2 separate regions of the Homo sapiens genome follow, and region 2 is linked to region 1. Evidence: read pairs that join two places in POLR2A ChIA-PET (ENCODE). Cell type or tissue: Panc1. All regions are shown on one strand. Each heading gives the region's core, and the rest is flanking DNA. Links, peaks and the distances in the headings are about the cores only. Region 1 holds the start of MIR320C2 (microRNA 320c-2). Region 2 overlaps IMPACT (impact RWD domain protein).

Region 1 (8,000 bases), core at 1-8,000:
GAGGAGGAGAGAATTCAGAAATCAACCCATGTAAGTATGGTGATTTAATTTTCGACAGAGGTGTGAAGACAGTCAATGGAAAAGGATAAACTAAGAGTTACAAAAGCAAATATTGATGTCAAAGTGAGATTTTGGCCAGGTGCAGTGACTCACACCTGTAATCCCAGCACTTTGGGAGGCTGAGGCGGGCGGATCATGAGGTCAGGAGATTGAGACCATCCTGGCTAACAAACCCTGTCTCTACTAAAAAAAAAAAAAAAAAAAAAAAAAAAAATACAAAAAATTAGCCGGGCGTGGTGGCACGTACCTGGTAGTCCCAGCTACTTGGGAGGCTGAGGCAGAAGAACTGCTTGAAGCCAGGAGGTGAAGGTTGCAGTGAGCCAAGATTGCGCCACTACACTCCAGCCTGGGTGACAGAGTGAGACTCCATCTCAAAAAAAAAAAAAAAAAAAAAAAGTGTGATTTCTAGTGTCTTTACCAGTTTGCCAAAGACTTGAGCAGTTTTTCTGTGTGGTATTTTATAATGATTTTTCCTTCAAAAATGTAGATTCAGAAGTGTCCAAATGAAATAAGAATTAATATAGTTCCATACAAATACCAGTCTAAATGGAAAAAAAAAAACTTCCCTTGTAAATATTGAAAAGTTACTATTGGTATTCAAATATATATTTACTCTATAGTTTATACTAGTAACCAAAGTTGAACATTCCTGTTAAAGCTATTAATTTGTTTTTGACAAAAGTCAGAATGGCATCTTCTGAAAGAGAATAATTTAAAAAAATCAGGCCAGGAGTGGTGGCTCAAGCCTGTAATCCCAGTACTTTGGGAGGCTGAGGCAGGCGGATAATTTGAGGTCAGGTGTTTGAGACCAGCCTGACCAACATGATGAAATCCTGTCTCTACTAAAATATAAAAATTAGCCGGGTGTGGTGGCAGGTGCCTGTACTTCCAGCTACTTGGGAGGCTGAGGCAGGAGAATCACTTGAACCCAGGAGACGGAGGTTGCAGTGAGCTGAGATCATGCTACTGCACTCCAGCCTGGGTGACAGAATGAGACGCCATCTTAAAAAGTAAAAAATCAATCAATCAATCAAAGGCTGGGTGCGGTGGCTCACTCCTGTAATCCCAGCACTTTGGCAGGCCATGGCGGGTGGATCACTTGAGGTCAGGAGTTCAAGGCCAACATGGTAAAACCTTGTCTTTACTAAAAATACAAAATTAGCCGGGCATGGTGGAGCACGCCTGTAATCCCAGTTACTTAGGAGGCTGTGGCAGGAGAATCGCTTGAACCTGGGAGGTAGAGGTTGAAGTGAGCCAAGATTGGGCCACTGAACTACAGCATGGGTGACAGAGCAAGACTCCGTTTCAAAAAAAAAAAAAAGAAAAAAGAAAAAAACCATAAGAGCAACATTTACATTATAGAAATTCTTCAAAAATAGGAAAAAAGAAAAAACCCGCAAATTACCCAAGCATAGCCACAGTTACTTTGGCATCCTTCTAATCTATTTTCAGGCCTATTTTAGAACATTTTTTAAAAATTGTAGAACTAATGCTTGTTATAGTTGCAATGAGGAAAACAAAAGCACTAGAAAAGTATATAATCACCTCTAACCCAAACGTCCAAAGATTTAGTTTTTAGTTGTTAATGTTTTAGTTTTAGTTGTTAATGTTTCATAGTAACATATATTTTTTAAAAAGTTTTAAGTAATGATACTACCTCAAGAATATAAGCAAAAGAAAAGTTATACATTACTCACAGACGAATACACAGTCATCTCATGATATTCCAAAGTGGGAAATGGCATTAGGCATCAGATGGGATGGAACTGGGAACCAGAGAACTGTTAGGAACCCAGATGGCTGCCTTGTGTGTCTGTCTCTCACTGCGTGGTCTGATCATGTCTTCTAGCAGACCAGCTGTTTTGTTTTCCAGGATACATAATGGAAGATGGCTGCCCCGTGACTCCACTCAGGAGACCACAATCTCTCAACCTCAATGTTACATTTCAGTGGGAGATAATGTGTTAGTACCTGCTTGTGTCAGGCGTCTGTGCCTAGTGTGGTCACTTGGGACTTTAGGGGCAGGACATATGGTACAGAGGTGACTGCCAAGGCCTCCTCCTGGCAATGTGGATAGGGACAGAGAGGGGTGAATGGATGAGGACTGGCAGACACCTCAGAAAGTGTCTCTTCATTTTAGTTGACAGGTTGTAAATAGAGTTGGCCTGATAAAATTCCACTTTTATGAAGCATCAACAGCTTTTCCACATTGTCCCCAGAAGCACAGTCATCATGGCTCACCTTATGGAAAGTACTTCATGTGGATATAACATAATTTTTTCACTCAAAAGTCTAGTGATAAGAACAATTCTGTATGTTTTTTTTTCTAGAGTGAAAATGTCCTAGTCTTTTTTTCTTTTTTTCTTTTCTAAAAAATAAGGGGCTAGCTATGGTGGCTCACGCCTGTAATCCTAGCACTTTGGGAGGCCAATGCAGGAGGATTGCTTGAGCCCAGGAGTTTGTAGGCTGGGCAACACAGCAAGACTCCATGTCTGAAAAAAAATAAAATTAAAATTAAAAAATAAAAGCAAGGATATTTAAAATTTTTAATCAAATTGGTTAATCCATCTCTTTGATTTCTTCTAAGACTTCTTAGCTTAGGTAGAGATTTGATAAATGTTTAATTTTGTTTCCTCCCAGTTTAATCACATTCATTCATTCAGCAATGCTGCGCCTCCACTGTGTGCCAAGAACCGTCCTAGGTGCTGGAGGCCCAGCAGTGAACACAGCCCAACAGTCCCCGTGCTCTTGAGCTCATATTCTGGTGGGAGGAGGTAGACAACAAATAAATGCATATGTGCTGTCAGGCCATGAGGTGCAGGAAAATAAAATAGGATGAAGGGACTAGAGAGTGATGGTAGGATGGGGGGTATCTTAGAAGGGATGCAAAGGAAGGGCTCTCTAAGCAACTTTGAGCAAACAGCTGAGTTGAGTACAGGAGTGAACCCTGAGGAAGTCTGGCAGAAGAGCATTCAAGGAAAATGGAAAGCCAGTGTAAAAGCTCTGGAGTAGAAGAACACGTGGCACATTGAGGAAAAGGAAAACTGCCAGTGTGCCCAGAGCAGGGCGAGCTGGAGAAGAGTGGATAGCATCAGAGCTGCCAGAGGCCCAGGCCTGCAGGGCCTGGTTGGCTGTGAGCAGGAGCTTGGTGGTATGTGAGTGTGGTTGGAGGGCTTTGAGCAGCAAAGTGAATGTGAGAGTGTGTGTTAGGATGTGGGAGTCTCAACTTGTCCATCCCTTACGTTTATACCCTTTATCAAGTAATCTTTCCTTTTCCATTATTTTGTCATGCCTTTCTTATACATTCTAAGAATTCCTTTTCTTTCTTTCTTTCTTTTTTTTGTTTCGATACTGAGTCTCGCTCTGTCACCCAGGCTGGAGTGCAGTGGCGCAATCTCGGCTCATTGCAACGTCCACCTCCTGGCTTCAAGCGATTCTCCTGCCTCAGCCTCCCGCGTGGCTGGGATTACAGGTGCGCGCTACCATGCCCAGCTAATTTTTGTATTTTTAGTAGAGACAGGGTTTCACCATGTTGGCCAGGATGGTCTCGATCTCTTGATCTCTTGATCTGCCTGCCTCGGCCTCTGAAAGTGCTGGGATAACAGGCATGAGCCACTGCACCTGGCCTCTTTTTTTTTTTTTTTTTTAATAGACAGAGTCTCGCTCTGTCGCCCAGGATGGAGTGCAGTGGTGTGATCTCGGCTCACTGCAACCTCTACCTCTAAGATTCAAGCAATGCTCCCACCTCAGCCTCCTGAGTAGCTGGGACTACAGGCATGCGCCACCGCACCTGGCTAATTTTTTTTTTTTTTTTTTTTTTTTTTTTTTTATATTCATATTCATGTTTTTATTGGGAGTCTGGAAATACGCACCAATGTATACACGTGAGTTATCTATGGGTGAGGGAATTGTTTTATGTGTATGCATGTAGTTTATCTATTTGATATAATTTTTTTTTTTTTTTTTTTTTTTTTTTTAACTTTTTCAGAAAATTTATTGAGAGGGAGGGAGAGGGCAAGACAGAAGCATCTGAAATTTAGTCTTCTGCCTGTGAGGGCCCTCTGGCTGAAGTTCAAAAGGAAAGAGGAGCTTTGCCCAAGGAAAACTATTCAAAACTATGTTTGGTGCACTTGGGAAAGCCTGGTGGTGCATTGTTGGCCCAGAACAGGTTCTCTGGGATTCAAAAGGCAGGGTGAAGCTTTTTTTTTTTTGAGACGGAGTCTCACTCTGTCACCCAGGCTGGAGTGCAATGGCGTGATCTCAGCTCACTGCAACCTCCGCCTCCCGGGTTCAAGCAGTTCTCTGCCTCAGCCTCCTGAGTAGCTGGGATTACAAGTGCTCACCACCACTCCTGGCTAATTTTTTTTTTTTTTTTTACCCAAATGAGTATAAATCATGCTGCTATAAAGACACATGCACACGTATGTTTATTGCGGCACTATTCACAATAGCAAAGACTTGGAACCAACCCAAATGCCCAACAATGATAGACTGGATTAAGAAAATGTGGCACATATACACCATGGAATACTATGCAGCCATAAAAAATGATGAGTTCATATCCTTTGTAGGGACATGGATGAAATTGGAAACCATCATTCTCAGTAAACTATCGCAAGAACAAAAAACCAAACACCGCATATTCTCACTCATAGGTGGGAATTGAACAATGAGATCACATGGACACAGGAAGGGGAATATCACACTCTGGGGACTGTGGTGGGGTCGGGGGAGGGGGGAGGGATAGCATTGGGAGATATACCTAATGCTAGATGACACATTAGTGGGTGCAGCGCACCAGCATGGCACATGTATACATATGTAACTAACCTGCACAATGTGCACATGTACCCTAAAACTTAGAGTATAATAAAAAAAAAAAAAAAAAAAAAAGAAAAAGCCTCACCCTGGCTGGGTGTGGTGGCTCACGCCTGTATTCCCAGCACTTTGGGAGGCTGAGGTGGGTGGATCACGAGGTCAGGAGTTCAAGACCAGCCTGGCCAAGATGGTGAAACCCCGTCTCTGCTAATTTTTGTATTTTTAGTAGAAATGGGATTTCATCATGTTGGCTGGGCTGGTCTCGAACTGCTGGCATCAAGCGATCCACCCACCTCAGCCTCCCAAAGTGCTGGGATTACAGGCATGAGCCATGGTGCCCAGTCTCTTTTTGTATTTTTTATTGTTTTTTATTCACTCATCTGTCTCTTCTTTCGACAGTATCGCATTAAAAAAAAGTTTTTAAGATAGTATTGCACTTTTAATGGTTATAATGTTTTAATATGTGAGATTTCCCCTTACCATTTTTAAGGATTTTCTTTGACATCCTTATCTGTTTATTCTTCCAGAAGGCATTTAAAATAATTTTCTGAGGCTCTTCATTGGGATTTAATTGAAATTACATTCTATGTAAATTAATTTAAGGAGAATTGGCATCTTTATTAAATTTTCCCATTAAGGGACAAATCTGTGTCATGCAAACTTTTAAATATTACATCATTCCTGTTTTTCACTTTATTTTGTTGTGGTTGGTAAGAGAGATAGTGTATTTTTTAACTGGTGGTGGAACCCATCTAGATTCCATCTAGGAGGCTATTTCATTTAGTTCAAAAGCATTTTATTGAATTCTTACTGTGTGCCAGGCATTTTAGACATCAAATCCAGAAATGAGGTCTCTCTTCTGGAATTTCATCTAGTTGGCAGGAGTTCAGAATTTATTTTTGGTATTAGGGCAGAATTCTATGAAAGAAATCATAGTGTTGTCTTTCTCTCTGCCTAAAGAAATAATTTCTCCAAAGTGCCCTGTAGGTAGAATGAAAATAACACAGAATTGGCAGACCTCTATAAGGCATTTTCCTATGTGCTAGGCAGAAAAACTAAACTGAGTATTAATTTTTTGGTTAATGTTTTAAAAAGTTTTTTCCCCACTAAAGAAGTAATGTATCACCAGCCCCAGGTTCCCCATCAGCAGCTCTATAAATCTTCCTCCAAAATAAATCTTAAAGCCACATACAAGGCCGGGCACGGTGGCTCACACCTGTAATCCCAACACTTTGGGAGGCCCAGGCGGGCAGATCACGAGGTCAGGAGATCGAGACCATCCTGGCTAACACAGTGAAACCCCATCTCTACTAAAAAAAAAAAAACAAATACAAAAAATTAGCCGGGCGTGATGGTGGGCGCCTGTAGTCCCAGCTACTCAGGAGGCTGAGGCAGGAGAATAGCATGAACCCGGGAGGCAGAGCTTGCAGTGAGCTGAGATGGTGCCACTGCACTCCAGCCTGGGCAACAGAGGGAAACTCTGTCTCAAAAAAAAAAAAAAAAAAAAAGTCACATATTTCTCTCTATGTTAAAAATGATCTCCATTTTACTACTGACTTTCTAGTCCAAACCACCAGTATCCTTTACCTGCACTATTGCCATCTCTTTGTAATTAGCCTCCCTGCATTTCTTTTGCCCACGTTTACAAGCCATATTGCACACAACAGCCAGAGTGACCTTTTTAAAAAAAATCATGGAAATTATCAAAGCTTCAGAAATCAAATAGCATAATTAATTGATGTACCCATCACCCTCCTCCAGAACTTAGCAATAATGGCCACTCTGTATCTCTTCCTACTCCCTGAATTCTTGTGAAACAATTCCAGATATCATGCCATCTCTTTTTCTTTTTAAAAAATTTATTTGTTTTTCTTTTCTTACCCTCTCAACCCAGCTTTTCCCAATTCTGGGAAGAACTGGAAAGAGAAGGCCTGTCATGCCATTTTATTCATACATACCCAGTGCTCCTCAACTTACTGTGGGGCCACGTCCTCATAGAACCATTGTAAATTGAAAATACACTTAAGGCCAGGTACAGTAGCTCACACCTGTAATCCCAGCACTCTGGGATGCTGAGGCTGGCAGATCGCTTGAGCCTAGGAATTTGAGACTAACCTGGTGAAACCCCATTCCTACAAAAAAATACAAAAATTAGCCAGGTGTGATGACACATGACTGCAGTTCCAGCTACCAGGGAGGCTGAGGTGAGAGGATCACTTGAGCCCAAGAGGTCGAGGCTGTGGTGAGCTGTGATAGTTGAAAAACCATTAAGTTGAACTGTTGTAAGTTGGGGAACATCTGTAGTCCAGTATATTAGTAAAAAATAAGGACACCCTTTAACAAAAACCACAAGCATGTGATAGTTGCACAACTCTGTGCACCTATAAAAACCATTGAATTTGTGCAGTTTAAGTGAGTAAATTGTATGTTAATTTGTATCTCAATGGGGCTATTAAAAAACATAAGCACAATAGCATTATCCTATTAATAATATTCTAGTAATTTATCAAAATCATGGAACTGCCAAAGTTTGTGTTTTCCCAGTTATTATTATTATTCTTTTCTTTTCTTTTTTTTTTTTTTTTTGAGACGAAGTCTTGCTCTTGTTCCCCAGGCTGGAGTGCAATGGCGCGATCTCAGCTCACTGCAACTCCGCCTCTCAGGTTCAAGTGATTCTCCTGCCTCAGTCTCCAGAGTAGCTGGGATTACAGGTGCCTGCCACCACACCCAGCTAATTTTTGTATTTTTAGTAGAGATGGGGGTTTCACCATGTTGGCCAGGCTGGTCTCGAACTCCTGACCTAAGGTGATCTGCCCACCTCGGCCTCCCAAAGTGCTGGGATTACAGGCATGCGTCACTGCACCCGGCCTATATTATAATTTTTTAACACTTTGACAGAGTTTTAAACATGAGTCAGATCATGTTACTCTTACTTAAAACCCTTCAGTGGCTTTTCATCCTATTTAGAATAAAACTCAAACTCCTTATGCTGGCTTACAAAAGTCTGGCCTACAAACCCCTTGTGTGATGTGGCCTCTGCGTGCCTCTCTGACTTTATCTCTTGCCTGCTGAATTGTTCCTACCTCAGAGCCTTTGCATCAGCTGTTCCTCTGCTAGAATGT
Region 2 (9,999 bases), core at 943-8,942, 110 kb before region 1:
CCTTCTACTAGTCCTGGACACCATTCAAAAGCCTTAAAACTCAGAGCACCTTTTAAAAGCTACTGTGTAATGACACAGGAAACCCCTCACCTTCAAACAGAATGAATATTCCCCCTGGTCTACCATGTTTTCCTAAGAGGCTTAGGGAAACTAACAATAACATTCAAAATTTTAAAATATTAAAATGAAACATAATATCACAGCAACCTATTTTTATGTTGAATACTACTCGATTACGAAACAAATTTGTTTAAACGAAAACTAGGCCGGGCGTGGTGGCTCACGCCTATAATAATCCCAGCACTCTGGGAGGATGAGGTGGGTAGGTCATTTGAGGTCAGCCTGGCCAACATGGCGAAACCCAATCTCTACTAAAAATACAAAAATTAGACAGGCATGGTGGCATGTGCCAGTAATCCCAGATACGTAGGAGGCTGAGGCAGGAGAATCACTGAACTTGGGAGGCAAGGTTGCATTGAACTGAGATCGTGCCACTGCACTCCAGCCCGGGCAACAGAGCAAGACTCTATCTCAAAAAAACAAACAAACAAACAAAAACTGAACTCAAGCTGGGCACAATGGTGCATGCTTGTAGTCCCAGCTACTCGGAGGCTGAGGTAGAAGGATCACTTGAGCCCAGGAGTTCAAGGTCAACTTGGGCAACACAGCGAGACCTTGTCTCTCAAAAAAAACCTCTTAAAGGCATTTTACTAGCTTTAATTTCCAGGGCTGCACTTTCAGTTAATATATTTGTATTTGTGAGCACAGACTAAAATTTAATCCTGAAACATCAGGAAACAGCTAAGGATTTCAATACAGAAATATAAAAACATGATGTTAACTAAAAACGTTAATAGCCTTTCTTAGTTTCAATTTCTTCCATCACTAAATCAAAACTCTAGAAAGTAGGGGGAAAAGAGTAAATTTCCATTTTTTCCTTGCCATTCTGATAAGACTTGGCAAACACCAAAATTGCCAACAGGCAGGAAAAAATTAATCTTATCTGCAAATTAATAACTCCTTCCTAAAACTGGAGAAAATTAGTAAATTTCTCTATCATCTCAAAGAACAATACATAATACTACCAACCCACTCTCCTCAAAAGAAATTAGTTAGTAACATTATACCTGTCCGAGTTTCACTGATATCAAAATCCAATGCTTTAAGCGAACTTTCCGGCTGACATGCTAAAATGAGATCATCTTCACATTCAACATCTTCCTCTTCAGTTTTCTTCTTTACATCTGGGCCTATGTGAATATGAGACACAATTACTTTATGACGCAGGTAAGAAACGATGCTTTTTAAAAAAAAATCACTGGGTCTTGGGTTCTAAATACCACTCTTCAACGAAAGGAACCAGCACTCAGCCCGTAGGAGAACTGGTTGATTCCTGAGTTGGAGCAAGGAAACTACAAGATGAACCTGGAACCTCATGTGGATCCACAAACTGGGAAATGCTCAAAAAGAGATGGGGCTTATAAAAAGAACACAGGAGTTAACCTGAAGGGGCTCTTAAAGGTCAAAGCTAGAACAATTTGAGCAACAAAAAAATATGATAGGATGGCATTTTAACCCATGGACTGAAATAATATACATGAGTCCATACTGATATAAATAATAAACAGATAAATAAATACATAAATGGGAAGAGACATCCCTTCCTCATAATAGAATTCCAATTACTAAATGAGGAAGGAATGAAGAAAATAGAAAATCATCATCAGGCAAACACCACAGTAATAAATATTGTTGACAAGTTCCATGGATAGATACTAAAATTAGTGGCAGAAAGTTTAAGGAGAAACAGGATATTAGCATAGCTTCAAAGTATCTCCCTCAAGCTACAAAGAGAAAGACAGTGACTGCAATGGTTAATCTTACATGTCAACTTGTCTAGGCCACAGTACCCATATATTTGTTTACTTTTGTTTGACACAGAGTCTCATTCCGTCACCCAAGCTGGAGTGCAGTGGCACCATCTCAGCTCGCTGCAACCTCCGCCTCCCAGGTTCAAGTGATTCTCCTGCCTCAGCCTCCCAAGTAGCTGCAATTACAGGTGCGTACCACCACGCCTGGCTAATTCTTTTTTTTTTTTTTTTTTTTTTTGAGCCGGAGTCTCGCTCTGTCGCCCAGGCTGGAGTGCAGTGGCGCGATCTCGGCTCACTGCAGGCTCCGCCTCCCGGGTTCACGCCATTCTCCTGCCTCAGCCTCCCGAGTAGCTGGGACTACAGGCACCCGCCACCGCGCCCGGCTAATTTTTTGTATTTTTAGTACAGACGGGGTTTCATCGTGTTAGCCAGAATGGTTTCGATCTCCTGACCTCGTGATCCGCCCGCCTCGGCCTCCCAACGTGCTGGGTAATTCTTGTATTTTTAGTAGAGACGGGGTTTCACCATGTTGGCCAGGCTGGTCCTGAACTCCTGACCTTAGGTGATCCACCCACCTCGGCCTCCCAAAGTGCTGGGATTATAGGTGCAAGCCACTGTGCCCAGCCTCAATACCCATATATTTGGTTAAACACTATTTTAGATTTTTCTCTGAAGGTATTTTTTGGATGAGATTAACAATTAAGTCAGTTGAATTTGAGTAAAGCAGACTGTCTTCCATATGGGCCTCATCCAATCAGCTGATGGCCTTAACATTAAAAGACTGACCTCCCCAGAAGAGGACATTTTTCCAGCAGACCATCTTTGTTTTCAAACCGCAACATTCATTCTTCCCTGGGTCCCCAGCCTGCCAGCCTATCCTGCAAATTTTGGACTTGCCACCTTCCACAACTGTATAAGCCAATTTCTTAAAATATATTTCTCTCTCTTTGTGTGTGGGTACATACACACATGTATATACACACATATATTCAATTGGTTCTGTTTCTCTGGAGAACCCTGACTACAGCATTTACAGTGGAGACATTTGGCGAACACCACCGTAACCGAGACATCAAGGTAAATATCACCAATAATAAGGCATATGATACAATAGGCACAGTGACTCACACCTGTAATCCAAGCACTTTGGGAGATCAAGGCAGGAGGATCACTTGAGCTTAGGAGTTTGAGATCAGCCTGGGCAACATAGGGAGACCTCGTCTGTAGAAAAAATTTTAAAAGTAGCTGGGAGTACACCACCACTCCCAGCTACTAATCTCACTCCAATCATGAGAAAACAATGGACAAACCCAAATTGAGGGGCATTCTACAAAATAACTATCAGTAGTCTTCATAAGTGTCAAGGTTATAAGTCAAGGAAACACTGAACAACTGTTTACAGACTAAAGGAGAGTAAAGAGAAACAACAATGGAAAGCAATGTAGAATCCTAGACAAGACCCTAGACAGAATGGGACAGCCCAAGGTTTCATAACATTTTCAGAATGGCACACAATTTAAAACTTATGAATTATTTCTGGAAATTTCCATTTAATATTTTCAGACAACAGGTGACCACAGGTAACTGAAACCATGGAAAGCCAAATCTCAGATGAGGAGGAATACTGTAATACAAAATCAAAGAGGCTAAACCTTATAGAAATAAATAACTATAATTACATGAGCAATTAAACTTTTCAGAGAAACTTGTATTTTATAATATACAAACCATAAACCAGAATACAGATTTTCACATTAAATTTCAACTAGAGTATCTACATAAAAATGTAGTTATTATAAGTTAAAAGAGTATTGATAGTATTTTTCAATCCTACCTGGTTCTGTCATCTGAGATTTTTGTATAAGAACATCTCTTATTTTCTCCACCCACAGGTAAAGAATACTTTCACCGATATTCTGACTAAACAAAATTCAGGGGAAAAAAAAAATTGTTATTTCAAAAATCATCTTCTCAAATTCAAGAAGATACAGACATTTGCAATCCAAGACATTATAAACAATCTAACCATTTCTTTTTTAAAATAATTTATAAAAACCTGGGGTTTATCAACATTTGTGTCTGAGTAGTTAATACAGGTTATAGCAACGTTAAAAATTCCAGTTGACTCCAAAATTAACATGGCTTACTTTAAAATAAGCAGAAGAGCTGTAACCAAAGAGGGGAATAAACATTTCCAAACTAGATGGATTAAAGAAATATAAATGTGACTTAGTTTCTGTAAGTGGATACAATCTTTCAGTATCGATGTCTGATCACTGCTTGCTTTTTTAAAGTTTTTTAAGAATTTCAAACCCCTTATTTGGTACACTTATCATTTAGTATACTTATCTCAACAAGAAAGAATGTAAAGCATATGGGAAACTCCTTCAGGGAGTCAATTTACAAGACCTAAAAGACAATTCAACAATTTTATATTCATATCTTGTTTCTGACAAAACATTCTATTGCCTAAATTGATTCATTTTGGTTCCAAATGATGTTTGGTTGCCTCAGGTAACTAAATCCATCTCAAAGGATCACTGAGAAAAAGAATGTGTCACAGGTTTTAAAGTCATGTCCATAGTTATGTTAAATGATGGTAGCAGCAATAAAATAAAGGCCCAAGTGTCTGCTCTTTAGAAAAAGACACTAATTGTAGTAAGTATGGTATGTGTTTAAAGATATCACCACACTACTATATAGCAACACCTCACCTCCTTCCTCTAAAAGTTTCCCTTGAAACCATTATCTCTCTTTATCACTACTCATCAGCACCCACCAAAACTTTCGAAACAAGAGACAGAAGAAAACAACATTGTTTTTAAATAATTCTATACCCTCAAATCCTCCCCATCACACCCACAATTCCTAGTACTAAAACTAAATACTTGTATTGGTTGATATAACAGTAAAGCTATTCACTAAAATGCACTAAGCTGTGTGAAGTTAAACTAATCACTTGATCTGAGTTTCTGTCACCTAATTTTCAATATTATAAGCTGGATGAGAAGATTTTTGAAATAAGAACATCCCAGAGCCGGGCGTGGTGTAATCAAAACACTTTGGTGGGCCGGGGTGGGCAGATCACTTGAGCTCAAGAGTTCGAGACCAGCCTGGGCAACTTGGCAAAACCCCATCTCTACAAAAAAAATACAAAAATTAGCCAGATGTGGTGGTGCGTGCCTGTAATACCAGCTACTCAGGAAGCTGAGGTGGGAGGATTGCTTGAACCTGGGAGGTGGAGGTTGCAGTGAGTGGAGATCGTGCCACTGCACTCCAGCCTGGGCAACAGAAAAAGACCCCTTCTCAAAACAAAAACAAAAACAAAACAAAAAAAAACAGGCCAGATGTGGCAGCTCACACCTGTAATCTCAGCACCGTAGGAGGATAGCTTAAAACCAAGAGTTTGAGACCAGCCTGAGCAACAAAGCGAGACTCCGTTTCTGTAAGAAATTAAAAAACTTAGCCAGGCACAGTGGTGTGTGCCTGTAATCTCAGCTACTTAGGAGGCTGAGGTGGGAGGATCACTTGAACCTGGAAGTTTGGAGGCTGAAGTGAGCTATGATTGCACCACTGCACTCCAGCCTGGGCGACACAGCAAGACTTCATCTCAAAAAAATAAAAAAATAAAATTTTTAAAGAACAAAAAAATGATAGCTGCTAGTTTAATGCTTACAATATTATCCCCTTTTTACAGATGAGAAAACAGACACAAAGAGATGACACTATTTAAAAAACTGACTCCAAAAGCCTGACTGAAACAGCCTTAACCTCAGCTCGACTAAACTTTATATGGGCCCATTCCTGACTCTAGGCCCTTACCTCCCTTTTCTTAGAGCATTTTCTTCAGAAAACTTGTCATTGTAAATTCCTTCTCCATCTCTTTGAGATATATGTAAATCTTTTTACAGAAAACTTTAATTGGTTTTACAACCCAGGAAATGTCTTTCTCAAGGACCTGGAAACCATCCCTTTGAAACACAGCATCAAAGAAGACACTGCCCTTATCTTCCAGTCTCTGTGGGAGAATAGGAGGCTAACTTCAACGGGTACCTATTAGTAAACACAGATGGCCTACTCACAAAGAGAAATATTTGCAAACTCAACAATAACTCAATATGCCCAACACACCCGATTAACTGCCCCACATAATATCTTTCAGTATTTTTCCACTAGCTCATCCTGGCCCTTAAAAACCCTTCTGCCTTTTGTTTCAGAGGAGTTGAGTTCACACTTAGTTCTGGCCTCCTTCCCCTATTGCAGCGGCCTTGAATACAGTCTTCCTTGTCTGTTTGACTTTATCCAGTGTAATTTTTGATTCAAGAAGCCTCACTCACCAACATTAAAACCTAACATGCCATGATACATCGAAATGTGAAGAGATGTAGAAAATTTCAAAAATTATTTTCTCAGATTTCTAAATTAAATATTGCTATAATAGAGCATCACAAAGTCAAATACTATAAAAAACTTGTAATCCTTTTCATTTTCTCTTAAACAGTATCATATTCTAAGTATTTTAAGTGTATTTACTTTTTGTTTTATCAAAAGTTATTTTCATTTATTCAAAATATTCACATGCAAAATATTTAAATAAAAATTAAGGACTGGGCACAGTAGCATATGCCTGTAATTTCAACATTTTGATATGCAGAGACAGATAGATCACTTGAGGCCAGGAATTTCAGACAAGTCTGGGCAACGTAGCAAGACCCCTTCTTTACAAAAAAATACAAAAATTAGCCAGTGGTGGCACACCTATAAACCCAGATACTCAGGAGGCTAAGGTGGGAGGATCACTTGGGCCCAGGAGGTCAAGGCTACAGTGAACCATGATCATGCCACTGCACTCCAGCCTGGGTAACAGAGATAGACCCCACCTCAGAAAAAAAAAAAAGTAGGTACAACAACTAAATATACATCTAATTAATCACCAAATCCTAGCTTTTATATATATATATACACACACATATATATACACATATATATACACATATATATACACATATATATACACATATATATACACACATATATATACACTTATATAATACACATATATATACACACACACACACATATATATATATATATATATTTTTTTTTTTTTTGAGACAGAGTTTTGCTCTTGTTGCCCAGGCTGGAGTGCAATGGCACGATCTCAGCTCACCGCAACCTCTGCCTCCCGGGTTCAGGCGATTCTCCTGCCTCAGCCTCCCAAGTAGCTGGGATTACAGGTATGCACCACCACATTCAGCTAATTTTGTAGAGATGGGGTTTCTCCATATTGGTCAGGCTGGTTTCGAACTCCTGACCTCAGGTGATCCGCCTGCCTCAGCCTCCCAAAGTGCTGGGATTACAGGCATGAGCCACTGCGCCTGGCCAATATATTTTTAAGTATTTCTTTAACTGACCTTCTTCTCCATTCATATTCTTTTTGCCTTAATAAAGGCCTCCACTATATCCCTCCTGAGTTACTGACTGCTCTTCTAAAGAGCCCCTTCCCTTCTTCACAGGCTTACTTTTTATATATTTATTTTTGAGACAGAGTCTCACTCTATCACCCAGACTGGAGTGAAGTGACTGAACCTCGACCTCCTGGACTCCAGTGATCCTTCCACCTCAGTCTTCCAAGTAGCTGGGATTACAGGCACGCCCCATCACACCCAGTTAATTTTTATGTTTTTAATTTCTATAGAGATGGGGAAGGTCTCACTATGTTGCCCAGGCTGGTCTCAAACTTCTAGCTTCAAGCAATCCTCCCACATAGGCTTCCCAAAATGCTGGGATTACAGACAAAAGCTACCACACCTGGCCCATGTTTAATTTTTAAAAACCTGTATTTCCCCCTTGCTGCCCTCTGCTGGAATTATATGGAAAATATGATTAAAAGTTGTCACAAAAGGCCAGGCGTGGTGGCTCACGCCTGTAATCCCAGCACTTTGGGAGGCCGAGGCAGGCGGATCACTTGAGGTCAGAAGTTCAAGACCAGCCTGGCCAAAATGCTGAAACCCCGTCTCTACTAAAAATACAAAAATTAGCCAGGCGTAGTGGTGCACACCTGTAATCCCAGCTACTCAGGAGGCTGAGGTACAAGAATTGCTTGAACCTGGGAGGCGGAGGTTGCAGTGAGCTGAAATTGCACCACTGCACTCCAGCCTGGGCAACAGAGCAAGACTCGGTCTCAGAAAAAAAAAAAAAAAAAAAAATGCTGTCACACAAAAGTTTTAAAAATAAAGCCAGGTGTGGTGTATGTGCCTGTAGTCCCAGCTACTCAGGAGGCTGAGAGGCAGGAGGATCACTTGAGGCTTGAGCACAGGAGTTCAAGGCCAGCTTGGGCAACACAGTGAAGTCCTATTTAAAAAAAAAAAAAGTTGGCCGGGCGCGGTGGCTCACGCCTGTAATCCCAGCACTTTGGGAGGCCGAGGCGGGTGGATCATGAGGTCAGGAGATCGAGACCATCCTGGCTAACAAGGTGAAACCCCGTCTCTACTAAAAATACAAAAAATTAGCCGGGCGCGGTGGCGGGCGCCTGTAGTCCCAGCTACTCGGGAGGCTGAGGCAGGAGAATGGCGTGAACCCGGGAGGCAGAGCTTGCAGTGAGCCGAGATTGCGCCACTGCAGTCCGCAGTCCGGCCTGGGCGACAGAGCGAGACTCCGTCTCAAAAAAAAAAAAAAAAAAAAAAAAAAGTTTTAAAAGTAAGATGTGTATTTCTATTTAGACTACATGTGTGAAAATAATACCACTGGACCAAGGTTATTCGAGCGCATTAAATAAACAAGACCCCATATTCCACCATTAGAACAAACTATATTGTAATCTCTGACACTTCGTAAGTTTCAAATAGCTCAAGTGAACTAGTTAAAGAGAAAAGGAAAGTTGCGTCCTGTGGGAAGGTATCTTTTAGTAAAAGGAGGACTTTTGGGATAGGGGATAGGCAGGTGAAGAGCCACTTCTAAGTGTATGACATTGTACATGGGTAAGAAAAAACGCTAACTGATGAATGTGATTAACATGATGGAAGCAGTGTGGAAAGATTTTCAAGGAGGAGGAAGTGGTCAATACCACCAAAAGTTAGGTAAGAGCTGAAAAATGGCCACTAGATGAACAATTCTGGTGTTAATGGTGAACAAATCCACAGTATACTGATCTTATTCTACTGGGGGATCGGGGGGGCAGATAAATTGGCAAATATGAGAGGATTATAGAAAGAAGTTTGTTGGGGGCACAAAAGTTGGAGTGGCCAGTAATGTTAGGGAGAGATATCAGAAAACATTTAATTAATGAAATACTTATACTTCCGCCAAGGATGACGGAATCACTAAATGGGGACCCAAGGAAGACCATACTTGCTCTAGGCAGGAATAAGCAGAATGGATTCCACAACAACTCACCATTTTCTAATTAAGTATTTTGGGAGGAAAAGAAACCTGGCCTGGATCCCAGGGACACAAAGAGGGACTGTCACTGTACCAAATGGAGTGGCCACCTAGAACATATAATACAGTCCTTACTAGATCCTGGATTACAGTAAAACTGATATTCCAGAACATTATTTGTTTTACTAAATTATTTCATTAAAATTAATCTAAATCATAGATATTTCCTCTCTAGACAACTGCATTAGCCCCCTAACTGATGTCCCACATCTACTCTTGCTACCTTCCAAACACTACTTCAAACAGAAAATAGAATGATCTTTTTTAAATGAAAATATTATCATGGCCAGGCACAGTGGCTTAAACCTGTATCTCTGCACCTTGGGAGGCCAAGGCAGGAGAACTGCTTGAGGCCAGGAGTTTGAGACCAGCCTGGACAACAAACCAAGGCTCCATCAGTACAAAAAAATAATTTTTAAAAAAATTAGCTGAAGGCAGAGCATGGTAGCTCACACCTGTAATCCCAGCACTTTGGGAGGCCAAGGTGGGTGGATCATTTAAGGTCAGGAGTTCGAGACCAGCCTGGCCAACATGGTGAAACTCCGCCTCTACTAAAAATACAAACATTGGCTGTGCGTGGTGGCGGGCGCCTGTAGTCCCATCTACTCAGGAGGCTGAGGCTGGAGAACTGCTTGAACCTGAGGGGCAGGGGTTGCAGTGAGCCAAGATCATGCCACTGCACTCCAGC

What was found. Peaks named below come from ENCODE experiments on the same cell type or tissue, not always from the same donor. Only the 100,000 strongest peaks of a DNase experiment are listed, where the experiment ranks them.
Region 2: POLR2A ChIA-PET joins it to region 1 with 13 read pairs; 2 of 35 experiments call an interaction of 5 or more read pairs at or near these places.

The regions. Positions count from the first base shown.
Region 1 is chr18:24,320,493-24,328,492 of GRCh38, reverse strand. The region is part of intron 7 of OSBPL1A (oxysterol binding protein like 1A); the gene reads left to right. It overlaps MIR320C2 (microRNA 320c-2), which reads right to left and starts at 6,818; the gene lies at 6,747-6,818. It overlaps LOC124904267 (a long non-coding RNA gene), which reads right to left and starts at 1,898. Exons shown (of 3, transcript XR_007066312.1): 1 at 1,758-1,898. In Panc1, for the core only: no CTCF peak of the experiment used is centred there; no DNase peak of the experiment used is centred there.
Region 2 is chr18:24,431,747-24,441,745 of GRCh38, reverse strand. It overlaps IMPACT (impact RWD domain protein), which reads right to left. Exons shown (of 11, transcript NM_018439.4): 5 at 3,706-3,791; 6 at 1,128-1,250. Among named protein-coding and RNA genes, the nearest start is that of IMPACT, 10 kb to the right of the region's middle. In Panc1, for the core only: CTCF peaks have their summits at 7,497 and 7,724 (motif pointing left); no DNase peak of the experiment used is centred there.